Linked DNA regions of Homo sapiens: region 1 is linked to region 2. Evidence: read pairs that join two places in POLR2A ChIA-PET (ENCODE). Cell type or tissue: PC-3. All regions are shown on one strand. Links, peaks and the distances in the headings refer to the core of each region. The heading gives the core; the rest is flanking DNA. Region 1 has its middle 8.0 kb from the start of GNA13. Region 2 has its middle 14 kb from the start of RGS9.

Region 1 (5,376 bases), core at 190-5,189, 59 kb before region 2:
AGATAGGCTTCTTATAGTTACAGTTTATTTTCAATGAAAAAAAAAGGTCTTACTTAGCTTATTTGCCAATCTTTGTGCCAAATAACTTTGGGCTGTTTACAAAAATCAGAATCATCCACAAAGGACAAAAAATGTGTCACCCTCAGACATGTTCAGAAGAATGTGCCAAAGGCTCTAGGAACAGTTCCAAAAGAGGTGTCAAAAATTTTTTTTGATGGGAAATATAATTTAAATAAGTGTTTCCCCTGCCAAGGTGACTACTTACTACTCAGGATGAGACAACGCCCATTTAGATGTTTATTTAAAAATCTGTCACATTACTTGATGGTTAAACCTTGTGTTAATCCAGCCTTCTTATTACGAAACTCTCTTTTGTCTCACCATCAGTACAAAATAGGTGGATTCTAACCCTTCCTTACAGATAAAACAGGCGTAGACTTTTCTTACCTTCCATAGGGAAAGGAAGGGAATTCCCAAGCCCTCCCAAAATACAAATCCCTTGCATTTGTGTCATGTTTTAAATGCCTCAAAGCACTTTGACCTACTTTATCTCATTCTCTGCTCACAGTAGCCCGACTAGGAACACCCAACATTAACCTCGCTCCCATTTAGCAAATGACTCTCTGAAAGCCTCATTCACTGTGGCCAGTTGCAGAGCTGGAACTGGAAGCTGCTTAGTCCAGTGCTTTTTTTTTTTTTTTTTTGGTAGGAGATAAGATCTCGCTCTGTTGCCCAGGCTGCAGTGCACTGGCGCTATCATAGCTCACTGCAGCCTCGATTCTCCCACCTCAGCCTCCTGAGTAGCTAGGACTACAGGTGTGCCCTACCAGGCCTGGCAAATTTTTTAATTTTTAGTATGTTGCCCTGGTTGATTTTGAACTCCTGGGCTCACGTGATCCTCCTGCCTTGGCCTCCCACAGTGCTGGGATTATAGACATGAATGACTGCACCCTGCCCCAGTGTTCTTGACTTTTTCTGTTGTTGTTGTTGTTTAAGAGACAGGCTCTCACTATGTTGTTCAGGCTGGTCTTGAACTCCTGGCCACAAGCTATCCTCCCACCACAGCCTCCCAAAGTGCTGAGATTACAGGCATGAGCCACTATGCCTGGCCCCCCTTGCTCTTTTTGATGTACAAAAATTGCCGTAGTGCCCAGAATGCCCAAGTGTATGAATTTCAAACCTGAGACAAGTAGCTAACTGGACTTAACCTCCAGGCACCATAGAGTTCAGTACTTTATTATTTTTCCAGCCCCTTTCAGGCTGACTGCCATCTTGAAGTTCCCCAGCTCAGACAGATCCTGGTAAGATGTTCTGTACTTTGAACTCAGGCTCTGGTTTGTAAAATATTCCAGGTGGCTGATGGAGAAATAAGAAAAGAGGAGCCAAGCTTGTTTGTTTGTTTATTTGTATGATGCACAAGCCCCACACATTTTTCACTTACCGTAGGAAGATTTAAAAAGAAACCCTTTTGTGTGTGTGTGTGTGTGTGTGTGTGTGTGTGTGTGTGTAATGAAATTTGATGTTGCCTTTACCAGAATAAGCCTCTCATGTGGAAAATTTTGTATGAAACTAGACATGTGGAATCAAATTGGTGGTGGTTTTGTTTGTTGTTGTTAATAACCGAAAACATGACTTTAATTATTGGTTGTATTTTTTCTCAGCCTCCAAAAAAGACCTATGGGCTGCTGTTGACCAGCTGAGACCTCAGCTCCTCCAAAGTCAGAAGCTGGTACTGTCTTAAAGGGACACTGGCACTCCTAAAATCCTTCCACCTTGCTTACTGCGTCAGATAGGTTTAAGGGCAATCTGTATGTAACACTCATCACAAGGCTTTGCCTGTAAATCTGAGATTCGGAAAAACTCAAAACATCGTGCTCACCCCTTCTCCTTTATTTTTACTTACAGCTTTTAAAGCAGAAGGATACATTTTTAGTATTTTATTGCCTGTCAATGCTCTGCGCCTTGCCAGAAACGGATAACGATAATTTTAAATTATTTATGTGTTTATTTTTATGAGACAGTTTCACTCTGTCACCCAGGCTAGAGTGCAATGGTATGATCACAGCTTACTGCAGCCTCCAACTTCTAGGCTCAAGGGGCCTACCTCAGCCTCCCAAGTAGCTGGGACTACAGACCACCACACCCGACTAATTATTTTTTGTAGAGACAGGTTCTCACTTTGTTGTCCAGGCTGGTCTTGAGCTCCTGGCCTCAAGTGAGCCTACCACCTCGGTCTCAAAAAGTGCTATGACTACAGAGGAGAGTCACTGTGCCTGGCCTAAGGATGCTTGAATGTAAATTCTGTTTCTCCAGTGAAGTTCAAGTTGGCAGTCTCAATTCATTCCTCCATGTAAAGATCTTCTGCTCACAACCCGGCAGCAGACAGCAGTTTTCTTTCCCTCGGAACACTGGATTAGCAAGCTTGGACCTGCCCCTTCCAGCAGCCACACTCCTGGCTAGCTTGCTCTGTCTACAGGTAGCATCACATGTCATGGCCTGTAGACCCGGCCTTTACCTCAGTGCAAAATGCCAGGGCATGTCCTCTGGTTGAGTTTATCATCGAGCAGTAAGGGCTCAGAGGGTGCTGAGAAATGGTCCATGCAGCCTTTGTCAGACCATAACACGTGGGCTCCCAGTGCAAATAATATCATAAGTTTTCTTTAAACTCCTGTGTCAGCTGCTACAGAAAAGAAAGGCCTGCTCACGATAGGATTCAGGGAAAGGCAGCAACTGCTGAGTCAGAATGACAGAATTAAAGGGCTTAGCAGATGAGGCACTGTAGCTGAGGTCCCTCATTTACTTTGTTTATTTAGAAACAGGGTCTTGCTCTGTCGCCAGACTGGAATGTAGTGGTGAGATCACTGCTCACTGCAGCCTTACCTGCTAGGCTCAAACAATCCTCTTTCCTCAGCCTCCCAAGTAGCTGTGACCACAGGCACATGCCACCATGCCCTGCTAATTTTTAAATTTTTTGTAGGGATCGGAGGGCGTCTCACTATGTTACCCAGGCTGGTCTCAAACTCCTGGGCTCAAGCGATCCGCCCACCTCAGTCTCCCAAAGTGCTGGGATTACAGGCATGAGCCAATGCACCTGGCCCTCATTTGCTTTAGTTATTAGCTTTCTCCTGGTTGTGGAAAGGTTATGCCAGGCCCAAAGAGGAGAAGAGGAGAAAATAAAAACAAAGGAAGGTGCTGGGTGTGTGGCAAGCAATTGTGTATTTGTGATTGTTTCCCCTTTCTTTGCTCATTAACAGAACTATAATAGGAAAAGCTCCCTTAAGATAGTGAGATACTGGGTGTGGTGGCTCACACCTGTAATTCCAGCATTTTGGGAGGCCAAGGTGGGAGGATTACTTGAACCCGGGAGTTTGAGACCAGCCTGGGCAACATGGCGAGATCCCATCTCTATATCAAATGTATACATATACGTACATATATACATACATATATATATTTTTAAAGATAGCGAGGGAATCGACTTTTCTGTGGAAACCAGTATGGATCATATCAGATTTTTTTTTTTTTTTTTTGAGATGGAGTCTTGCTCTGTCACCCAGGCTGCAGTGCAATGGTGCACTGCAACCTCTGCCTCCCAAGTTCAAGCGATTCTCCTGCCTCAGCTTCCTGAGTAGCTGAGATTATAGGTGTGCGCCACCACGCCTGGCTAATTTTTATATTTTTAGTAGAGATGGAGTTTCACCATGTTGGTCAGACTGGTCTCAAACTCCTGACCTCGTGATCTGCCCGCCTCGGTCTCCCAAAGTGCTGGGATTACAGGCTTGAGCCACTGCACCTGGCCCATATCAGATTGTTTGCTATTCATTTGGTTTTCCAGAGAAGGATGTAGTACAGTGGGGAGAACCCCAGGGAGAACTCAGTTAATAGAACAGAGCCTTGCCTTTCTTATCTGTAAACTGGGAGTTACACACACAGATTTATTGTAGGATTAAATTACAGAACCCCCAGGCTCAGTGTTTGTCCATAAATGGGAGGTTCCGTTTTAGGTTTTTTGAGGAAGGAACAACAAAACTTCTTTAAAAGCCCTTTGAAGGTTTAGCAACGTTGTCACTGTCAGAATGCTCTCTCTGTATCTTTCCAAAGCCCTTCCTTTTATGATTTAAACATGGTTGCTCTCTGTCTCATGCGCAGGCTCACTCACAGCCACAGGTGTGTCCCCAAACAGGATCTGTTTCTGGTGGAAAGGGCCTGATGCAGCAATAAGAAAAAAAAAAATGCCTATTTGGGGTTATATCCAGAATCTTAACTCTGAAGAGAGGAAGGATTTACTAATTCCCACAAGCCTAAGCAATCACTTCTTCAGCCAGAGAGCAGAGGTTAGAGTAGGGATGCTGGCACAGTACAGTAAGAGCAAGAGCTTTTATCTGAGGGGGTGGGGGGCTTGTGCAAAAGGGGGAAGAAAAAGGAGTGGGTTTTGTATTCTTTTTTGTTTTTGGAGACAGAGTCTCACTCTGTTGCCCAGCCTGGAGTGTAGTGGTACTATCTCGGCTCACTGCAACCTCTGCCTCCTGGGTTCAAGCAATTCTCCTGCCTCAGCCTCCTTAGTTGCTGGGATCACAGATGTGCGCCACCATGGCCGGCTAATTTTTTTGTATTTTTAGTAGAGATGGGGTTTCACCACGTTAGCCAGGCTGGTCTCGAACTTCTGACCTCAAATGATCTGCCCACCTCAGCCTCCTGAAGTGCTGGAATTACAGGTGTGAGCCACTGCACCCGGCCTGGGCTTTGTATTCTAATCTGGAAACTGGACATCATAATTTCAGAGGGTTTTGTAGGGGTTATATAAAAGAGCAGGCTATCCATGTTACCATGTTTTCTTCTATCAAAGTGCTTATTGTCCAGTTGATGGACTGGTATCTATGCCATCAAGGTCATGGGCAATGGGGGGTGCCTCATGGGCATGAATGTGGATGAGTCAGCCCGCACGCCCATGCTCTGTGCACTCCTTCACCCCCAGCAGCTGCCACTGGACAGCCCTCAGGCTTAGGATGGGTACATCAGTGGTGCAGTCCTCCCTCAGCACAGCCCTACACCCAGACCTTGGCCCACTTGAATGAATAGCCTTGTAGTCCCCGGTACCTAGGGTTTGGTCTGAGGGGAAGTACAGGCTCTGGTAAGTCCCTTGGCATTGCTCCATGTGTAGGGGTAGCACCAGGCGAGGACCAGAGCAGGATCCTCTAAAGCACAGGCGGGCAGGGGCCTCTGTTGCCTGGAGCTAAGAGTGGTACTGGCTGGGAAGACATAATGCAATAGCATCTAAATTGCCCCTGTTTGTCAAGGGCTGAACTAGACCTCCAAGTTCCAAGACTCTCGAAATGGATCCCAATAGGGACACTGAATGCTCGGCTGAAACACTGC
Region 2 (5,376 bases), core at 291-5,290:
AAACTCCAACAGTTTAGTAATATACTAGTAAGTCAATTTGTAGCTCTACTTGAAGAAGGTTTGTGCCAAACAAGATAGTTTCAGTAACTAAGCTATGTTGAGTGATGTTCAAAACAATTGTTCTAAATTTTATTCTATGTCAGAGCAAGGTTCCAATGAATATCAATGCAAATATACAACACATTTAAATGGTTTTTAATTACATTCTATTTATACAGTTAGCAAATGTTGATCACATCTTATTAAAATAGGTCCATCTAGGAGACTGTGAACAAATTTCTAGGTTTGTCATTAAGAATCCCTGAATCTACTGAATTTTAGAATTTCGACACAATTCACATTTTTTCCAAATAATTATTTCTACTGTTTTATAAATAACTGTATATTGATAATGTTTGCTCAATAATATTGAGATGTTATTTACTGTTCATGATGTGTGCAGGAGGAAGTCCAAGGCCAGGTTTTGTTCATTTCCTTTTCCAGGTGTTATATGGCTTGTGGCACTTCACTAACTAGGAATCATTTTCTTGAACGTTCACAAAACAGAAACTATCCTAACCGAAATCCAGTCAGATGATTTCAAAAAAGTAGATCTGAAATGCCTTTTGAGAGCTGCGAGTGCCTTCTGAGCAGTCCTGTGCCCAGGTGAATGCTTTATGTCAGCATTTTGCAAAATGTGTTCTGGGAAAAACCACATGGGAGGGATATTAATAGAGTGTTACTTTAAAGTTTCTGTGGTTAAAATGCTAGAGAAACACCAGACTAAACAAAGTTAAGCAAGTTCATCACGGCAGGCCTTCTCTGAACGATCTAATATTCTATTAACTGTGTTAAGAGACTGGCAGATTCCTCCCTCCCTCCCTCCCCCCGCTCTTTCTCTCTTTCTTTTTTCTTTCTTTCCTTCTTTTTCTCTTTTCTTTTCTTTTCCCTCCCTCCCTCCCTCTCTTTCCTTTTCTTTTCTTTCTGTCTCTCTCTCTCTCTCTTTTTCTTATTTTCGCCTCAGGAACACATAATGGCAAATGCTTCTTTATAGGGAATATTTCCCAACACAATCTCATAGAAGTGTCAGAGAAGGTATATCAGTTTCACACATGAATAGTTTCCGTTTTATGGATAGTTTCCGTTTTATAAATGTTCAAGAAAATGATTCATAATCACTGAACTGCCACAAGCCATATAACACCTGGAAATGGAAATGAACAAAACCCGGCCTTGGCCTTCCTCCAGCATACATCATGAACAGTAAAATAACATCTCAAAATTATTGAGGAACTAACACCTGTGGTAAGTGGCTGCCCTGGTAGAGAATCCAGGCCAGTATTCTCAAACTAGTAGTCTACAATCATGAGTCTCATTTCTCCTTGGTAAGATTTTTTTTTTTCTGAGACAGGGCCTCATTCTGTCACCCAGGCTGCAGTGCAGTGGCACGATCTCAGCTCACTGCAACCTCCGCCTCCCAGGCTCAAGCCATCCTCCTACCTCAGCCTCCCGAGTAGTTGGGACTACAGGCGTGCACCATGATGCACAGCCTTTGGTTAAGAGATCTTGATTTTGTCTTCACCCTCCTCTCCCATAGGGAGGACGTTAGGACCCTTTCTACCCCTGTACCTCCAATCCTCCTTCCAAGTGGCACTGTCTGCATAGTTCTTGTACTCTACTCTTCCAGGCTCATAGTTCCTCATCTTCTGAACTAATCTTCTTCCCCATTATGTGGTCACAATACTAAAGTGCATTTTTTGTTTGTTTGTTTTGGTTACTTGACTTGTTAAAATTGACAAGTCAGTCGTTCTCCTACATACGGGAAAAATGGGCCCTGAAGTATATATATTTACAGGTCTTGTTCTGTCGCCCAGGCTGGAGTGCAGGGGTGCCACCAAGGCTCACTGCAGCCTCGACCTCCCAGGCTCAAGCAATCCTCCCACCTCAGCCTCCAGAGCAGCTGGGACCACAGGCGCACACCACCACGCCCGGCTAATTTTTGTATTTTTTTTTTTTTTTTTTTTTTAGTAGAGACTGGGTCTCGCTATGTTGCCCAGGCCGGTTTCTAACTCCTGAGCTCCAGCGATCCTCCCAACTTGGCTTCCCAGAGTGCTGGGATTACAGGCGTGAGCCAGTGCGCCCGGCCTAAATTAAATACTTTTAAGTTGCAGTGTCACCATTATTTTTTTCGAGCCTGTAGGGGTTATAAAAAGGAAAGTCCAGAGCTTAGGTATTGGAGGGGCCGATCTCGAGGTAGCACTTAGGCGAAAGGGATCCCGGCGCTATGGGCTTCAAGGGGGCCCCTCCGAAAAGCCTTCCACCCCGGCCCCCAATCCCGCGGCGCGCGAGTTCCGTGGAGGAGGCCGCCCGCGGCCCCAGAGTCGGCATTAGGGGTTCGCGTCCACCCGGCAAGGCCTCCCGTGAGCCCAGAGCAGGGACCTAAGAGGATGCGAGAAACCCTCCAGCAGAAAAAACCCCGCAAACTCAGTGCACTCAGGACGCTGTCTGAAAGAAGCCGAAAGTGGGCAACCGCCGGAAGCCGACACCCTGAGCCCGCATTTCCTCTCTAGGAATCCGGAGGTTTCCGCATCTCTATGGTCTGGGCGTCGAGCGGCGGAGCCTGTGGTCTCTGGCGCAAAGGAAAGTGAACTCCCAGCGAGGAGGGGAAGGAGCATCGGCTTGTCTCTTCGCGATCCCTTTCCTACCCCTTCTCACTCGTGCGCACCTGGCAGTACCACCAGCAGAGCCTCGGAAATTGCTTTCATCACGATTTAACAAAATGAAGACACAGGAACACAATAGGACACCCCCAAACTCAACAAGTTTCTCTAGCTTTTTGCCAGTAGTGTAGCGCACATGCATTTTTAAAATTTAGATGAAGTCTAACATTCATGCAATAACACAGCTGAAATGACGAGTAATAACAATAATAATAACCCAGAAATGTTTGACATTTGAAGTTCCTTTTGAGTTTGAACCCCAGGCTGGAACTGGATGAGCTGGCGTCGTCTCTCAGCACAGACCCTGTCCTCTGGTCCCTAAGGCCGCGAGCAGGAGAGACACACCTGTTCTTCCACTTGCTCCCAGGGCTCCAGCTGGCCCATCTGTTGATTCGAAGGTTCATGCTAACCAACTTACATATACTTTCTTATTTGTATTTTCCACTCTAAAAAGGGATAGGGAAAACAATGCAAATATAAATAACTGCAGAATCTACTAAAATTAGAATTGTCTAGGTTTACAAAACATATGGCATCCAACACAAATAAGGGTGTGGTGAAATTTGTTCATTCTGAGCAGACAGAATGTAAATATATGCATCCTGTTGAAAAACTACTTGGCATTTTATATCAAAAGCCACCGTGACTCATGGGATCCCATCTGTGAAAATTTATCTCAAGCAAATAATGCAAGAGAAAGGAAAAGCTGTATTTTTGAAGTGATTCTGCAATGGACAACTACTGTTATTGTTCGCCCAACATTCAGTTTTTCTTTTAATGATTTTAACAGTAGGATTTTTCTGTGGGAAACCTACTAGCCCTCAATCCACTTCTGGGGTGGGCCCATGACCCAGGCCTGGCCAATGAGAATATCCCAGCATGGCAAGGCAGTAAGACATGAAGTCATGAGCCAGGCTGAAGGCCCCGAGTCCTGGCTCTGCTGCTTAACAGATGCATGAATGTCAGCTTGTTATTCAGCTTCTCTGACTCTCAGTATACTCATTTGTTGAATGGGCACATTAATAGTCCCCTGCCTCACAGGGGTAAAGATTAAATGAATGAAGCAGGTGTAACAGGGCTTGTTATGTCCTACCATGATCAGTTCCTACCTCTGTGACTCTGATCAATATTTCCTATGTCTAGCATGCTTTATTACCACCTTTCCTTTCTTTCCTTTTCTTTTTACTTTCCACATGTTGCAATATCATCTACTGCATTATCCTAGACATTTATTTTATATTTTTCTTTCCTCCGGGGAATACCCTGAAGGTGGGACTGTGTCTTATTCATCTTTGTACTCTGGTTGCTTAACACAGTTCCCACCCCAGAAATGGTGCTCAATAAAGGCTTCTTGAAGAAACGGAATAGCCTTGAGCCCAGAGATGAGAAAGAAGTTGGAACAACTAGTGAAAAGGTGATAAATCCTAGATGATAAACAAAAGGGGAATAGAGAGAACCACATGAATATGAACAATTTTCTTTAAAAAACAAAAAAAAACTTGATCCCTGGGGATTGCAGACTCCCTATCTCCCTAGCCCTGGACTGGCTCCCATGTGGTGGACAGATGAGTTCTAAGGACAGACTTGTGCCTAAGATTCACTTTCTGAATTACTGCTTCCTTTTTCTGCCTTAGGAATCATCTCTTCCCTTGGAGACTAACAGGAGAAATTAGCATTCTTTTCAGATAGATCCAATCTGCCTTCAGGAAAGACCACCCCGCATGGCCAATATTCATGTGCAAAAATTCAGACATAAAATGCAAAGTGTAGAGGAGGCTTTAAGATACAGTAAACAAGGCCAGGCATGGTGGCTCATAACTGTAATCCCAGCACTTTGGGAGGCCAAGGCAGGAGGATCCTTTGAGTCCAGGAGTTCGACACCAGCCTGTGCAACCTAGCGAGACCCCCATCTCAACAAAGATATAGTAAGACACTAGGGAAAGGACAGGCTTCATTAGGTGCCTGGAGGAGATGGGTCAGGCCAGCCTGGAAACCCTCGAAAACCCTTTCTAATGAGTGATTGCTCATCTTTTGATGGTGATACTGAACGAGTGATACCAGCATCAATTTCTCTGCTGTACAAGACCCTCCTGGAATCCATCTGAGACTCAGAAATTCTCAGGTTTGAAAGAGATGGACAGCAGCACAGTTTGCCATTGAGTATAGAGTAGATCTCATCTACAACTTTGGACTGTGGCCACTGAAGCTGGGAACACTCCAAAGACACCCAGTTCCCTGGTCTGTGAGATCATCTGCTTAAAGTACAAAATTAGTTGTTAGAAAGTTTTTCCATGAAGTCCTAATTAGTATTAATGTAATAGTGTCTTAATTCAGGTATTGGTAACCCTTAGCAATCTTCGGTGAAGCATCCAGAACCTAACAGATAGAGGACTTCCTGACTTAACCGACTTCTCCTACCACCAGATTCTGCAATTTAGCAAACATTTTCACTTTTTTTTTTTTTTGAGACGGAGTCTCACTCTGTTGTTGCCCAGGCTGGAGTGCATTGTCATGATCTCGGCTCATGCAACCTCTAACTCCCGGGTTCAAGTGATTCTCCTGCCTCAGCCTCCCAAGTAGCTGGGATTACAGGTGTGCGCCACCACACCCAGCTAATTTTTGTATTTTTAGTATGGATGGGGTTTCATCATGTTGGCCAGGCTGTTCTCGAACTCCT

Evidence for each region. ChIA-PET counts read pairs that join two places held together with the same protein. Peaks named below come from ENCODE experiments on the same cell type or tissue, not always from the same donor. Only the 100,000 strongest peaks of a DNase experiment are listed, where the experiment ranks them.
Region 1: POLR2A ChIA-PET joins it to region 2 with 14 read pairs; 16 of 35 experiments call an interaction of 5 or more read pairs at or near these places.

The regions. Positions count from the first base shown.
Region 1 is chr17:65,062,071-65,067,446 of GRCh38, forward strand. No RefSeq gene overlaps it. Among named protein-coding and RNA genes, the nearest start is that of GNA13, 8.0 kb to the left of the region's middle. RefSeq lists an enhancer at 1,695-2,661. In PC-3, for the core only: no CTCF peak of the experiment used is centred there; a DNase peak (open chromatin) is centred at 2,771; H3K27ac peaks cover 2,133 bases.
Region 2 is chr17:65,120,888-65,126,263 of GRCh38, forward strand. No RefSeq gene overlaps it. Among named protein-coding and RNA genes, the nearest start is that of RGS9, 14 kb to the right of the region's middle. RefSeq lists enhancers at 1,737-2,268, 2,269-2,799, 2,605-2,654. In PC-3, for the core only: no CTCF peak of the experiment used is centred there; DNase peaks (open chromatin) are centred at 2,564 and 3,324; H3K4me3 peaks cover 2,286 bases; H3K27ac peaks cover 2,655 bases.